4 separate regions of the Homo sapiens genome follow, and all the other regions are linked to region 1. Evidence: chromatin contacts called from ENCODE Hi-C data. All regions are on one chromosome and are shown on one strand. The core of a region is the stretch at or near the end of the contact, and the rest is flanking DNA. Distances in the headings are between cores, read along the strand shown. Region 1 holds the start of APP (amyloid beta precursor protein). Region 2 holds the start of CCT8 (chaperonin containing TCP1 subunit 8). Region 3 holds the start of USP16 (ubiquitin specific peptidase 16). Region 4 holds the start of LTN1 (listerin E3 ubiquitin protein ligase 1).

Evidence for each region. Hi-C counts contacts between places; a loop is a spot of excess contacts on that map. Pooled maps may share reads with other maps.
Region 2: a map of colonic mucosa shows a loop between it and region 1 (7-fold over the local background). The contact joins the promoter of CCT8 here to the promoter of APP in region 1. A Hi-C loop is called at or near these places in 2 of 168 maps with a recorded cell type or tissue (colonic mucosa and naive thymus-derived CD4-positive, alpha-beta T cell) and 12 of 50 pooled maps.
Region 3: a pooled map shows a loop between it and region 1 (12-fold over the local background). The contact joins the promoter of USP16 here to the promoter of APP in region 1. A Hi-C loop is called at or near these places in 4 of 50 pooled maps.
Region 4: a loop to region 1 is called in a pooled map, with 8 times the contacts of the local background. The contact joins the promoter of LTN1 here to the promoter of APP in region 1. A Hi-C loop is called at or near these places in 8 of 50 pooled maps.

The regions. Positions count from the first base shown.
Region 1 is chr21:26,168,750-26,172,380 of GRCh38, forward strand. It overlaps APP (amyloid beta precursor protein), which reads right to left and starts at 2,021. Exons shown (of 18, transcript NM_000484.4): 1 at 1,815-2,021. The coding sequence starts at 1,871. It overlaps APP-DT (APP divergent transcript), which reads left to right and starts at 2,118. Exons shown (of 4, transcript NR_186396.1): 1 at 2,118-2,303. RefSeq lists enhancers at 524-733, 1,232-1,756 and silencers at 774-1,043, 1,544-2,373.
Region 2 is chr21:29,071,943-29,075,573 of GRCh38, forward strand. CCT8 (chaperonin containing TCP1 subunit 8) reads right to left here and starts at 1,706. Exons shown (of 15, transcript NM_006585.4): 1 at 1,589-1,706. The coding sequence starts at 1,648. RefSeq lists enhancers at 778-1,689, 1,142-1,311, 1,690-2,601, 1,762-1,931, 3,478-3,631.
Region 3 is chr21:29,022,795-29,026,425 of GRCh38, forward strand. It overlaps USP16 (ubiquitin specific peptidase 16), which reads left to right and starts at 1,874. Exons shown (of 18, transcript NM_006447.3): 1 at 1,874-1,983. RefSeq lists an enhancer at 1,750-2,139.
Region 4 is chr21:28,991,106-28,994,736 of GRCh38, forward strand. LTN1 (listerin E3 ubiquitin protein ligase 1) reads right to left here and starts at 1,772. Exons shown (of 30, transcript NM_015565.3): 1 at 1,659-1,772. The coding sequence starts at 1,700. LOC105372766 (a long non-coding RNA gene) reads left to right here and starts at 1,998. Exons shown (of 3, transcript XR_007067835.1): 1 at 1,998-2,026; 2 at 2,465-2,576; 3 at 2,677-3,076. RefSeq lists enhancers at 1,577-1,686, 1,997-2,056.

The DNA of each region.
Region 1 (3,631 bases), core at 771-3,270:
TTAGTTAAGTGCATTTTTTTAAAACATGGAAAACGAAATTCTTTAACTCTTAAAACAACCTGTCTTAACTAGCCCTAAGGTGATTCCTGAGCCACTTGTGGGTAAAAATCAGAAGAGAAAAAAGTTCAATGACCTTGCAAATTAGAAACTAAAAAACTAATGGTGTGATAGTCTGTACAGCCTCAGTGGAATTACAGGAAAACATCTGCCCGGAAATTGCTTTTTTTCTTTTGGAAAATTACTAGGAGGCTGGGGGAAAAGAGGGGAAAAACGGGTAAGGAAGGTTGCAAATGTTAAGATGCCAAACAGGAACCCAACCGAAGTCCGAAGTGAAATACAGCCTCCTCTGGCCCAACTGTCATGCAAACAACTTCTAAGCATCTTCAGATGTAAAGAAAAACAGTCATTGTGCACAGGCGTTAGCTGAATGTTCGAGAGTTGGATGAATGGGGAAGACTTGTTATACACCTAGTGGTGGGTGGATTTCACTAGGCTGCAGCCTCCACACAGCTTTTCTTTGCTGCACTGCAGAGGCGCCATCTTCTCCGTCTTAATCTTCACTCAATTCGATCCTTTTATCTGCACCCTAAAAAAAAGACCCTTCGGACCCTCCCCAGCATCCTGTGCCCCCAGGGGAACTAAACCAGAGTCCCCAGAGCTGCCAGGGAAGAGGCCGCGCCTTAATCAGACAAACGCCTCCTTGGATGCACAGGACAGAGCCCGTGCCTCCCCACCATCCGCCACTGCCCTTTCCAGACGCACATCCCACTCTCCGCCTTATTTCCTCCCCGCCAAGGACTTTACAGCCCAGCACAGAATTAAGCCTCGGAGGTGATCCGAGGGTGGGAAGCAGAGGGGCCCCGAGGCTCCGCCAGAAGCCCCGGCAGCGTCTCTGCCCCCTCCCAGGCGGACGCGCAGCCCCGGGAAGGGAGCCGGGCGGGAGCCTCGGTGGCGCACTGAGACTAACGCGGCTCGGCCCACGGCGAGGGCGGGGTGTCGCGGCTTTTGTTCCCGCGGACCTTCTGCCTCTCAGACAGAGCTTAGGGTGCGAGCGAACTCCCGGGACGTCCAGACTTGGGGAAGGCGCGGGGTGGCTATGGGTCTCCGACCCCTCCCATTTCTCGCAAGTTACACAAAAGGGAGACGCGGACATGCACAAAGTTTGCCTGTGGAAGGCGGTGCGCGACCCCGACGCCGGCTCGGGCTAGGGTCGCACCCAGGCTGCCGCCGCCAGCAGCCGCGAAAAGAGGTTGGAGCAAGGAAGGGGGATGGGGGTGAGAGAGGAAGGTGAAACGAGGCGGAGAACGCAGGGAAAAGCGAGGGGCTCCTAGCTTCCTGGGCTGTCCCGACTCCTCCTCCTCCTCCCCAGGGCCCAAGAGAAAGGAAAGGGCAACGATTCAAGAGCGAAGGACTGGCTTTAGGGACGCTGCGTTTTCGGTTTTCCCCACGTGCTCCTTCCCCCTTCCCCCCTGTCTGAATGTCTCTCGCCTCCCCCGACCCCCGCTTCCAAGGCAGGGACTAAGTCGGGGTCTGGGCTCAGGGTCGCCCCCTACCCTTCTCGCCCCGGGCTGGCGCGGAACCAGGGAGACCAGCGCCTCGCCCGCTCCCTCTCAGCGGGCCGGAGCGCGACTCCCTGGGGCAGGGCTGGGCCGAAAGCGGGGATGCGCTGGACGTCCGCAAGCGGGGGCGGAGAGGAGAGGGGTCCCATTGACGGACCCCCGGCTTCTCTGCATTAAAGACTTGGGTTAAGGTCTTGGGGGGTATCGCGTCCCCACCGTGCAGCCTCCCCCCGCCTTCCGAGGCGCGGCACCCACCTCCAGCGCCCGAGCCGTCCAGGCGGCCAGCAGGAGCAGTGCCAAACCGGGCAGCATCGCGACCCTGCGCGGGGCACCGAGTGCGCTGCTGTGCGAGTGGGATCCGCCGCGTCCTTGCTCTGCCCGCGCCGCCACCGCCGCCGTCTCCCGGGGCCCCCGCGCACGCTCCTCCGCGTGCTCTCGCCTACCGCTGCCGAGGAAACTGACGGAGCCCGAGCGCGGCGGCGGGGCTCAGAGCCAGGCGAGTCAGCTGATCCGGCCCACCCCGCTCGGCACCCGAGAGAGACCCCTAGCGGCGCCGCCGGGGAACTGCGCCCGCTCGCGCCGGGAGGGGCCCTCGCGCCCCGCGCCCACAGGTGCACGCGCCCTTGGCGCCGCCTGCACCCCACGCGCCCCCTCCGCTCCCCGGCCGACGGCCCACCTGGGCTTCGTGAACAGTGGGAGGGAGAGTCTGGGGCCAGGAGAGGGACGGTGCAGGATCAGGGAAAGGTGAGTCCTAGGACGCTGAGGCTCTAGAAAAGTCGAGAGCGCTCCTGCTCGTCCCCGTGAGCTTGAATCATCCGACCCCGCAGGCCTCCCGGGGGTGTCGTATAAAGGACTGCTGCTAGGGTGCGTTTTTATCCGCATTTCGTTTTTTCTCTCGGTTTGGAGAGGTGGGGCAGGCGTTTCTGGAAGAGAATGAGAACGAGTGAAGCTTAAAGGAAATAGGATTTTCTTTGCTTGTTGAGACAGCAAAACCTCATTTTTTAACCCCCAACGTCAAAAGCAGGCACGAGCAACCTGGAATTTCTATCTTTAGAACGAACCAAAGGAGCAAGGCGCAGGACCTGGCAAAGAAGCGGCCAACCCATTTACTTCTTCTTGAAAGCAGGGTTCTGGGCTTGGGTTTTGTTTCTTTCTTATATTTTTGTTTGTTTTTGGTTTTGTTTTGTTAAAGGGGGTGGTCAGTGTGGATTTTGCGGGGCGGGGGGTCTTTTTTTGTTGTTAAGCAGGGATGTAACATCCATCTGAGTTGGGGAAGAAGGAAAAATTAGGAGAGATCATTCGTATTCGACCCCCGTAAATGAGGACTTCTGACCTCAAACGCTGCCCTTGTTCTTCATTGTGTCTGTCCTGAATTATAGAAATGAACCTTCTGCCATGCCACTTTCTCCTGGATTAAACACAAACCGTCCACTGTCCAGTTAGTGTCCAGATAGTTTAGAATGCTCTAGAACTGCCCAGATATATCCCCTGCTCTTGACCTGAAGTAGCATTTAGTTACCAAGCCACAGCCCACTCCACACAGGGCTTGGAGCGAAGGACTGAAGCCAGGGAGTGCTCTGGCCCTTCTGAGGGCTGCACTGCAGCCTGCCTTCTCTCCCTTGCTCATTGCGCTGACAAGGGTGCCTAGGCCCGGGAAGGATGGCTCAGCCAGCGGGGTACAGACTTCCTTCCTGGGAAGTCATTTCTGTACCAGCTCCCCTAAATGTTGTCTTGTGTGTCTTTTCCCGCACTAGGCATTCAGTCTTGACTCTTGGATTACTTTTGCCCCTGAATGTCCTTTGGATGTCCTCAACAAATAAGGACAAATATTTATTGTCATGCAGTATTTGTTTATACGCTTCATGTCATTTACTTCCTACAAAAGCCAAAGAGGCTGTTACTATTATTCCTATTTATACATCAGGAAAATGAAGCTAATGAACTCCCAAATCTAATAGCAAGTAAGTGACATGAAGCTGGGACAGCAGGGAAAAGCCTAAAGTGACAGGACAAACCCAGTTGTTCACTTTCTGCACCACATTTACCCACCGCAATTCCGTATTTGTTCCGGG
Region 2 (3,631 bases), core at 456-2,955, 2.9 Mb after region 1:
TGAACTTACCATTCTTCCTTTCTTTGGTAAGCTTCAGCCCTACAACCTGTTGTTGTTGTTGTTGTTTTAAAAAAAAAACAGGTCAAAATCATTCCTTCCTCAGGGTCTTTGTACTAGTTAGTCCCTGAGCCTGGCATTTCCCCCTAAGTAAGAGGTCGGGGGAAACAGCCCAGGCTCAGGGGCTTCTCTCACTAAGCACTGAGCTAAGAGTTCTTCCCTAAACGTCTAAGTGTTCTGTCTATTCCTGATCCTTCTTTTACAGACATTTTTACCTCCTGTCATCCTCTACTATAGTGCAGTTTCTTTCATCATTATTTGGAATTCTCCTTTTATTTAATCATTATTTCTGCCTTAGAAGGACATAAACTCTACGACAAATGGGACTTTTGTCTTTCACTGCAGTTCCTTCAGTACCTATTTATTGAAAGAAATAGCTCAGTGTTCTGTAAAAAACTACTAGCACTGGAATGACAAATAATGTTTTGTGATACACGAGTTTTCCAAAACTGTATTAGTGAAAAAAACCCAAATTGGAAGCTATTATCTCAGCCTGATTTTTTCAAGGGAATCAGCCCATATCATTTTCAAAAGATTATTCCACCAACATTTACCTTGAACCCTGACATTTACTTACTATACCGACATTATTTGAAAAGTGCATCCTACAAACATGAACCTAGTTCTATTAAACTGTTAATGCTCCCCGTACCTCGCATAAAACCTTAAATTCAACCACACTGATCTATTTCTTGAATTAACAAAATCTGGAGGACACACAGAGGAATGCAATTTGAATAGCACAAGAGACAAATTTATCAATAGTGCAGTAAGATATTTTTTAAAACTATGCTACCGAACTAACGTTCAAGAAAAGGCCATTAAACAAAAGTGTTATCTGCACCCCTCTATCACTTATCCTGCAGATTACACAGAACTCAAAGACACCACCTCTTGGTCCAATCTCCATAATTTAAAGACGAAGGAAACAAAACCCAAGAAAGTTACATTTTAGATTAAGCCAGCTAACATAAGTTGGGACCGGAACTCATTTGGCTACAACGCATGGCTTCTGTCAACTAAGCTGAAAGCCGTATGTTTCTCACTGGGAAGCAAGCAACCAAGACCCGGCCCTTTTTCCCACTCTCTTCTCTGGATCGGCTAGTTCTCGTTCTTCCCCATCCTACAACTCGCGAGCTATGTGATAATCGACGTCGCAGTTCTCAAGACAATTTCATCTACGTTATTCAATTTCACCCTCACAACCTCCTTTAAGGGTGACGGGCCTTAGCCCCATTTACGGATGGAGGCAAAACGCACGCGCGGCTTCACATCCGTCCACCTTCAAGGTGTACAATGTCGATCGTGCCGCCGATCCCTCGGCCTTCTCCCGGTCGCGGAAGAAGAGAAGTGCCCGCAGGCTCCGGTGGCCGAGCCCTTCCAAAATCACCTCCCTTTCTGGAATCTTCTCTTCCCCCGGCCGCTGAGCCAGGGCAGCACGCTCAGCCCGTTAGTAGGCCCTCCTACTTCGCCGCGGCCGCCGCAGCCCTATGCTGACGCTCCCACCTCATTCCTTTCCTTCAGCCCTTACTTTCGCTCCCTCCTTGAGCATCTGGGCAAAGCCCGGAGCCTTGGGAACGTGAAGCGCCATGGCCAGCCTGCAGGAAGCAGTTCACGCGACCGCTCGGAAGACCGCGGAGGAAGCGAGGAGCACGCACAGCCTTCTGGGAAAGCAGCGTGGGGCCGCCTCACGCTCTTCCTGGCTCTCCAATTAGCCCACCCTTTCCCTGCCGCCAGGTCTGAAGCATCGCGAGAAGAGCAACCTCTGTGGCCAGAACCAAGCTGACGATCCCCGATCGGGTCGATCGATAGGGCGGGCCCAGGGAGCCCCTCGGGTTTCTGGCTCACGCACGCGCAGACAGCCCAGGCCGTGAGAGGTTGCTCCAGTCTGTGCTCTCTGACCGTAGTCAGTAGTCACGGCGTTAGATTTTTGCGGTTTTTGATCTGGAAGCCACACATCCTTAGCTTAATTTCCACGTATCTTCCAGACCCAGCCACCAACGTCAGGGCAGGTGTGCTTTTTTTTTCCCGAGGCAGAGCATCTGCCCCATCCCCCAAAATTGTCTCTAGGCGTCCGCTCTGTGTTGGGCACCATAGGAAGCGCTGGGAATGCGCACGATAATTAAAGTCGTCACTAAGAGTAATGTAGTACACATCAAGTGCTCAAGTGTGCCATATTCTGTGTGATCTGCTTTACATGCAGTATCTCTGTTAATGGTCAGTCTTAAAAATTAATGAATTGTCGGTTAAAATACCATTTAGTTTTCCTTCCATAAAATGGAGACGATACCATTAAAAATTAAAAATTAAATGGTACTGTCTCTATTTTGTAGAAGGGAAACTGAAGTTCACAAACTGTAAATAATTTTCCCAAGATCACAGAGCTAGTAAATATTAAAGCTAGAATTCCTATCTAGATCAGACTTATTGCAAAATGCCGGTTCTTAACCACTATCTATATTCCTCTTTTCTACTTCTTCCTGGGAATATAAATCCCTTTTACTCTTTTAAGATCAGATATAAATACATATTTATTTATCTGATTTATATATATAATATACACATTTTATATAAATATATCTGATTTATATATGAATTTATAGATAAATATAAATCCCTTTGGCTTGGTGGCATGCACCTGTAGTCTCAGCTGCTTGGGAGGCTAAGGTTGGAGGATCTGCTTGAGCCTGGGAGGTTGAGGCAGCAGTGAGCTGAGATCATGCCACTGCACTCCAGCCTGGGCAAGAGTGAGGCCCTGTCTCAAAAAAAAAAAAAAATTGCAAAAATGTAAATGCCACTGATATGGTTTGGATTTTTGCAAAAATGTAAATGCCACTGATATGTTTGAATTGCCTGCCCAAATATGATGTGGAATTATAATCCCCAGCTGTTCTTGTGATAGTGAGTGACTTCTCATAAGACCTGGTTGTTTAAAAGTGTGTGGCACCTCCCCACTCTGTCTCTTCCTCCTCCTCCAGCCTTGTAGGATGTGTCTGCTTCCCCTTCACCTTCCACCTTGATTGTCAGCTTCCTGAGGCTTCCCCAGCCATGCTTCCTGTACCGCCTGTGGAACTGTGAGCCAATTAAACCTCTTTTCTTTATAAATTACCCAGTCTCAGGTAGTTCTTTATAGCGATTCGAGAACGGACTAATACAGCCACCCTTTTCATTCTTGGAAAATAGAGATATTTTAAATAAAAACATACATATTATCATGTGATAGGATTATTATTTTTTAAATAACGTTAAAAATTTATCAGTTTTAATTTCTAATATAGCAAATATTCATACCTATAACCCACATAAACAAAAGACCTTTGGGGAAGTTAATTTTTAAGAGTCTAAAGGTGTTCTGAGACTGATACGTTAGAGAACTACTGTAATGATCAGTCCCGAACAACAGAACAATCCAAGATTTTTCCTGGATTAGCTAAGAAATAAACAAAAGCACATTCCTCTGACTCAGAGATAATATTACTTATAAAAATAGCTAACACAAAATAAAATTGAAATAAAACTGAAAGGAGCTAAAATGACACCTGATTAACATATTAATATATATTAATCTATATTT
Region 3 (3,631 bases), core at 624-3,123, 2.9 Mb after region 1:
TGCCCAGGATTTGACTTGGGCCTTCGAACTTTGCACAGTAGCTGCTACTAACTTTTTGAGATAATACATTCGTGGGGGCTCAGTCCTGCCTCATCTAAATCACCAGAGACCAAACAAGGACCAGCCCAATATCTCTTGGACTGTAATGTCATAATGTTGTCAGAATACAGAGAAAGATGAAACTAAGCCGGGTCCGGTGGCTTATGCCTGTAATCCAGCATTTTGGGAGGCCGAGGCAGGTGGATCACTTGAGGCCAGGAGTTCAAGACCAGCCTGGCCAATATGCTGAAACCCTGCCTCTACCAAAAAAATACAAAAGTTAGCTGTGTGGTGGGGTGGCACGTGCCTATAATCCCAGCCACTGGGGAGGGTGAGGTGGGAGAATCGGGAGGTGGAGGTTGCAGTGAGCTGAGGTCGTGCCACTGCACTCCAGCCTGGGTAACAGAGTGCAACCCGGTCTCAATAAATAAATAAATAAGTAAATAAAACAAAAATTATCTCAGCAGTAAAAAGCAAGAGAGCTAGTTTTCCCCCAAATTTAACCAAATGTTACTCTGGTGGTTAGTATGCCACCATCTTAAACTCCTTTTATCTGATTAGTAAGGATGGACATTTATTTTATGACCAATTGTTCTTTTATGGTGAATTACCTGTTTACATATCTATTTTTCTATAGCTATCTGCAACTCCCCCGACCCCCACGGTAGCGATTACTATCTTCTCTACTAAACTAAGACTCCAGGGCAGAGAGGCCTATGTTTAATTCATTTGAGGAAAGGCTTGGCACAAAGTGTGCACTTACATATTTTCTTTTTTTCTTTTTGAGAGGGAGTTTTGCTCTTGTTGCCCAGGCTGGAGTGCAATGGAGTGATCTTGGCTCATTGCAACCTCTGCCTCCAGACTTCAAGCGATTCTCCCCCTTAGCCTCCCGAATAGCTGGGATTACAGGCGCCCGCCACCACGACCGACTAATTTTTTGTATTTTTAGTAGAGACGGGATTTCACCACGTTGGCCAGGCTGGTCTCGAACTCCTGACCTCACGTGATCCACCCGCCTCGGCCTCCCAGTGTTGGGATTACAGGGGTGAGCCACCGCGCCAGGGCTCGCACTTACAAATTTTCAAAGAATGGACAGTAAATATTTGAAAATCCCCTCCTCCCCCGCAATTTATCTGACACCGTCTTTCGGTTTTGCTTTAAAAATTCACTCTCGCGGCCGGGCGCGGTGGCTCACGCCTGTAATCCCAGCACGTTGGGAGGCCGAGGCGGGCGCATCACAAGGTCAGGAGTTGGAGACCAGCCTGGCCAATTGGTGAAACCCCGTCTCTACTAAAAATACAAAAATTTTAGCTGGGCGTGGTGCCGTGCGCCTGTAGTCCCAGCTACTCGGGAGGCTGAGGCAGAAGAATGCACTCCAGCCTGGGCGACAGAGGGATATTCCGTCTCAAACAAACAAAAAATCACTCGCTGCGTTTTTTATTCTGACATGGTGCAGGAAGGTAAATTCAAGACAACTTAGGTACTCAGTTTTAGAAGTCGACAGGACAGAATTACGGAAACAAATTTAAGCGTTCCCCCTTTTAGCTCCAAATATAATGTGTTCCAGAAAGGTAACCATCTAGGAAACTCCAAGGCTCAGACCACCACCGGATGCCCACACTTCAGGAGCATTTATATAACTTCGTGGTTATGTCAGAGACGAGAAAACCCATTGACAACCAAACCCCTAAACCCGAACATCCGGCGCAAGCCGCACGCAGGCGCAGATTTACTAGCGTCAGAGCCGATGGTCCCGGGAGGTGGGGGTGGGGTGGTGGTGGCCTAGCCACTTCCCATAATGCCGCGTTCCGGAAGTTATTGCTTTCCAGGGGTCACTCTGGCTTCGACTCCGTCGCTCTCAATTCGTCACCAGGAGGAAGACGGAGCTGGCTGCCCAGCCCAAAGGCCCATGAGGGGATGCAGTTATGGGCTCTGTCGCCGTGGGTGAGTTCTGGTCCCACTGCCTGGCAGTCGTCGCTCGCCTGGCTTTCTGCGCTGGGAGAGCTCCTGTTTTCCGCCCCAACTTCGTTCTCTTCTTGAAGGCCGCTCTCCTTAAGCACGTAACCCGGCTACTTTCCGGTACTGCGATCTCATTGGCTGCATGTTCTGTCAGTTCCAGAAGCTGGCCAATGAGATGCCGCTGCTGGCGGCCTTCTCGACCCCGTGGACCCAGAGGTTCCCCCGTGGGATCGGAGCAGTTAGAAGGGGAGGAGAGGGAAGGTGTGGCAGGCGCCGAGCAAATGGGTGGGTGGCGCGTGGCAGGGACTTCCCTATGGGTTGGAGCTGGATTTGCAGCCGTGTTCATACGGCTGGTAGGAAAAGCAGGATCTGTCACTTATCCAATTGACTATATCTAGGAGGGGATTGATATACGCAAAACTTGAAAGCCACGTTAACACCTGCTGACAAAGTTTTCCACACGCTTACATTTTTAATGGAACCGAGTAGGCAGGGGAAGACTGGGAGGGCAGAGAGTGAAGAGACTTGGAATAATATGAGAACCGGCAAGACTATCTTTGATTTAGATTTTGTATGGAGTCCTGCGAAGAGTCATTTCACTAAGACGTTAATGCTCATCCGATGACACTACTTGAAAAGTGTATTAAGTTTATTGATGTTTTATAGCTGATGGAAGTCACAATATGCTCTCCTCATGACTCATTAGTTGCCTTTATAGTTGTCAGAACTTTACTGAGGCTCTTTCCGCAGCACTGGAGTGACCCCTCTGTCCTCTGCCTGCAGTAATTAACAATTCGTCTTTCAAGTTTTCCTATGGAGTCTAAGCTGCTGCAATCCTCAAACCAGATTTACTAGTGCTGTCTTCACTACTGCAGACTTCTGACTTCTCATTTTTCACCCTTTTCTTTTTCACCAGAACTTGTTTGCTTCATTCTTATGTACCTACCTTTGCACCTTGTAATCATCCTTTATGCCTCAGGTACTATTCTATTTTTCTATTTCAATGCAAGAAGTATTTCTTCAGGACCTGCTATGTACTAACATTATGCTAGATATTATAGGCAGTTCCAAAACTGTGCTTGAAACCATTTATTTTTCTAAGAACTTTAGATTCTGCTTACAGAAATAACATAAACCCAGATTAAAGATTTAAGAAATTCACTAGAATATGGGATAAGGGGACAAGATGACTAGAGCATACCATAAATACTGGGGAAGTTCAGTGGAGAGGTTTATTTAGAGTAGAATGATTGTCTAAGGCTTCCTTGAAATGGAGAGCTTCCAAGATTGGTAAGATTTAGATAGAATATTACAGCTAGAAATCAAAGACATCAAGGCGGGGAGGGTACAAAGTGTTTTGGAGTGGAGTACAAGAGAAGGACTTGGCCAGGTGCTGTGGCTCACGCCTGTAATCCCAGCACTTTGGGAGGCCGAGGCAGGTGGATCACGAGGTCAGGAGTTCAGACCAGCATGGCCAAGATGGTGAAACCCCGTCTCTACTAAAAATACAAAAATTAGCCGGGTGTGGTGGTGGGCGTCTGTAATCCCAGCTATTCGGGAGGCTGAGGCAGGAGAAGCACTTGAACCCGGGCGGCAGAGGTTGCAGTGAGCCGAGATCGGGCCACTGCACTCC
Region 4 (3,631 bases), core at 522-3,021, 2.8 Mb after region 1:
CAGCCTGGGTAACAGAGCCAGACTCTGTCCCCGAAAAAAAAAAAAAAAAGATTAGCCAGGAGTCCTAGCTACTAAGGAGGCTGAGGTGGGAGGACTGACCGCTTGAGCCCAAGAGGTTGACACTGCAGTGGGCCATGATCATACCACCACACTCCAGGTTTGGAGACAGAGCGACCCTGTCTTACAAAAAAAAAAAAAAGAAAAAAGAGAACATTATTGGGATAACTACAGAAGTCTAAATACAAGGCTGTATCCTGGATTACAGTATTATACAAAAGTCAAAGTTTCTGCATACTATAACCATTATTATAATTGCTGCAGGCTAGAAAATGGCATTGTTTTTAGAAGATACATGCTGATGTATTTAGGAGTTAAGAGTCCCGACTTCTGCAACTAACTCTTATAAGTTCAGAAAAATACATAAATTAAGAGAGAGAAAGCAAATGCAACCAAGTATTAGCAATTGGTAAATGTAGGTAAAGAGTATATGGGATGTCGTTCTAATATTCTTGCAACTTTTCCTCATAAGAACTTTTCAAATATAAAACATTTGAGAAAATCTGTTAAATAAAAAACATTAAAAGATGCAAGTAAAGTGCTTAGCACAGTAACACAACAGGTTGCTATAATTGTTAATACTGTTATTATCTTCCAAAACAGATTAAGTGACAGATCTAAGAAAATGTGACATTGAAATCACTAGAATTAACTACATCAGAAACAGGAAAAAAAAGCATTCTCATAAAATTGGACTGTGCTATAATAAATCTAACACCATAAAAAAATACCATTACAAAACCCCTCATCGTGTAGTTTTACACGAATCCACTTTAAGGTCGTCCTTAAGCAAGTACTTAGTGAGCGTCTATTAGGTGCCAGTCTGTTCTAGGTTCCGAGGATAAAAACATTTGCTTTCAAAATACTTACGTCCTAGTGAACCAAGACAATAAATGTCATAAATACAATGGAGTAAAATAAAGTAGGAAGAACATGGGAGTGGGGAAGGGCTACCAAGAGGGTGATCATGGGAGACCTCACTGAGGTGTCGAGAGCAAAGTTTGGAGCCACCTAACTGAAGAGCGTTGGGAGCCGGCCAGGTAGTCAAGGCACAGTGAAGAGATCAGTGTGGCTGGATGAAGTAAGCCAAGAGGAGGGAGCTGAAGATGGGACTGCAGATGGAAAGGGGTAACAGGCAGTCCAGAAACCAAATATACCATCCTAAGAGCTTTAGCTTAGGAGAAGCCACTGTAGGTAGCAAAGGAGAGGCACAATCTGCGGTAACCTCCACAGTGGATTCACTTTAACATTCTCCCAACTCTCCTTCTTCCCAGCGCCGCCCTCCCCCAACCAACCCGCTACCTCGGCCAGATCACCTTCCAGTGAACCTGACACATTATCATTTCTTCATGAATATTATGGGTGTGTGCTCGGATGAGGACAGCTCTGGCATGGTACATCTTTTCTCTCACGATTCCCCAATCTGCTCAGAGATAACACAAACCGCTCTCAGGGACGCACACACAACAGAGAGGTCACACTCGACAGGGAAACACACGCCTCCCTACAGCCGCGCTCCACACACCCTCCAGCAACGCGCTGGGCGGAGCCAGCCGCCTCGAAGCGAGGCTCCCGGGTCGGCCGAGCCAGCCCCCGCTCACCCTCAGGTTCCCTTTAGTTCGCTGCTTGTTCTTCCCGCCCATGGTCGCGGTTGCAGCTGTACTCTGAGCACTCAGACCCCGGTTGACACGTCCGGGACACAACTTCCGGCTTCTGGCGGCGGAAGAGGACACCCTGTAATAACTTCCCCCGGGCCCTTTTCCGCCACCCACCCTGTCCATTTGCTGCCCCACTTCCGCTCCCGCCTCCCGCTGTGTCCCTGACCATCCGCCACCGGAGACGTCACAGCTAAAGCCACGCCTGTCTGAGTGATGTCATTCCTGGCCAATAGGAAGCCAAGCATTGGACCCGTGGCGCCAAATCCTGTCCTCCCCGCTTTCAGAAGCTAGGTTTGTTCCTTGCTTAGAGGGTAGGAAACTGGCGTGAATCATCAGAGGGGCAGTTTCACATAAGGGTAGCATTAGAATGTTATGGTAGAGGCTGTGGGAAGATGGGAGTGTTTTAGACTTCCAACATGATGCAATCATCAGTATCACCTGGGCGTTTTTTAGAAAAGGCCAACTCGGGCCCCTCAGAACTCCTGAATCAGATCCTGCATTTTGACAGTATTCCCAAGTCTTGTTAAAATTTGATTACTGCTGTAGGCACTATTCTCTCTAAATCTCCCCTCCCCGTCCCCTTTTATTCATATTGAAACTGTTAACGTGCAGTTTAGGAAAGAGGATAATGTGGGAGTCCCTATTAAAATTTGAAATGTACAAATCCTGTAACCCATTGATTGTGCGACTCAGAATCACACCAGAGAAACAAGTAAATGTGTGCTGGTTATTGTTTCTTGTCCACGCAGTCACCCTTTTATACTCAACTCCATGTTACTGGGGGGGCTTCTGCTAGATTCCACCAACAGGACGAACAAGAGGGAAACAAAGGCAAGAGGAAGAAGGGACTTGCTCCATTCTGTAAGCATCATGCCAGCAGCAGCTGCATTTTACCGTGGCAGGAGCAATTGCTTTAGCCAAAAGGTGGTTTTAATCTCTATCCTTTTTCCAACAATCACAGAATCAGCCTTATTGCACCCCTCAGAGATCACAGCAGCAGTCAGTGCTCTCCTCAGAGATCTGAATTCTACTTTCATGCGGCCCCTCCCCTGAGCTCCTGAGATAGCCAATGTTTGAGCCACCTCCTCAGAAGTTTGAGCCTCAACACCGTGGGATCCCTTCTTTGTGCTCCAGAGATCCAGTAACAGCCAGCCATCACCCTCTCTTCATTCTTCATAGGCCTGAACTAAGGTGTTCAGGGCCCTCCTTCAAGCTTTTAGGTTCTGATGACTCCAACCACTTCTTTTGTTCCATCCTTTCCTAGCTCTAGGAATGGTAGCTGCTACCTGCAGTGATTACCTGTTACCTTTTATAATTCCTTTTGACCAATTTCCCATATTAAAATATTTCTCAATAACTAATGTGATTTCTGTTTTCCTGACTGGACCCTGATTTTAAAATGCACACAAAAGCCAGGTGCAGTGGCTTATGCCTGTAATCCCACCACTGTGGGAGGCCGAGGCAGGTGGATCACCTGAAGTCAGGAGTTCGAGACCAGCCTGGCCAACATGGCAAAAACCCATCGCTACTAAAAATACGAAAATTAGCTGGGCAGTGGTGGCAGGTGCCTGCAATCCCAGCTACTTGGAAGGCTGAGGCACGAGAATCTCTTGAACCCGGGAGGCGAAGGTTGCAGTAAGCCAAGATCATGCCACTGCACTCCAGCCTGGGTGACAGAGCAGACTGTCTCAGAAAAAAGTCACACAAAGAGACATATTACAGGAGGTTCACAAAAACTTTATAATAGAAAGATAATTGTAAGCAACCTATGTCTATATATTGGAGAACTGCTAAATAAATTATATGTATTCAATAAGCTATTAGGCAACATTTAAGAAGAATAAGGTTTATCTGAACACACATAGGAAGAATTCTAAGACACATTCTTAAATAAAAAGCAAATACCAATATATACA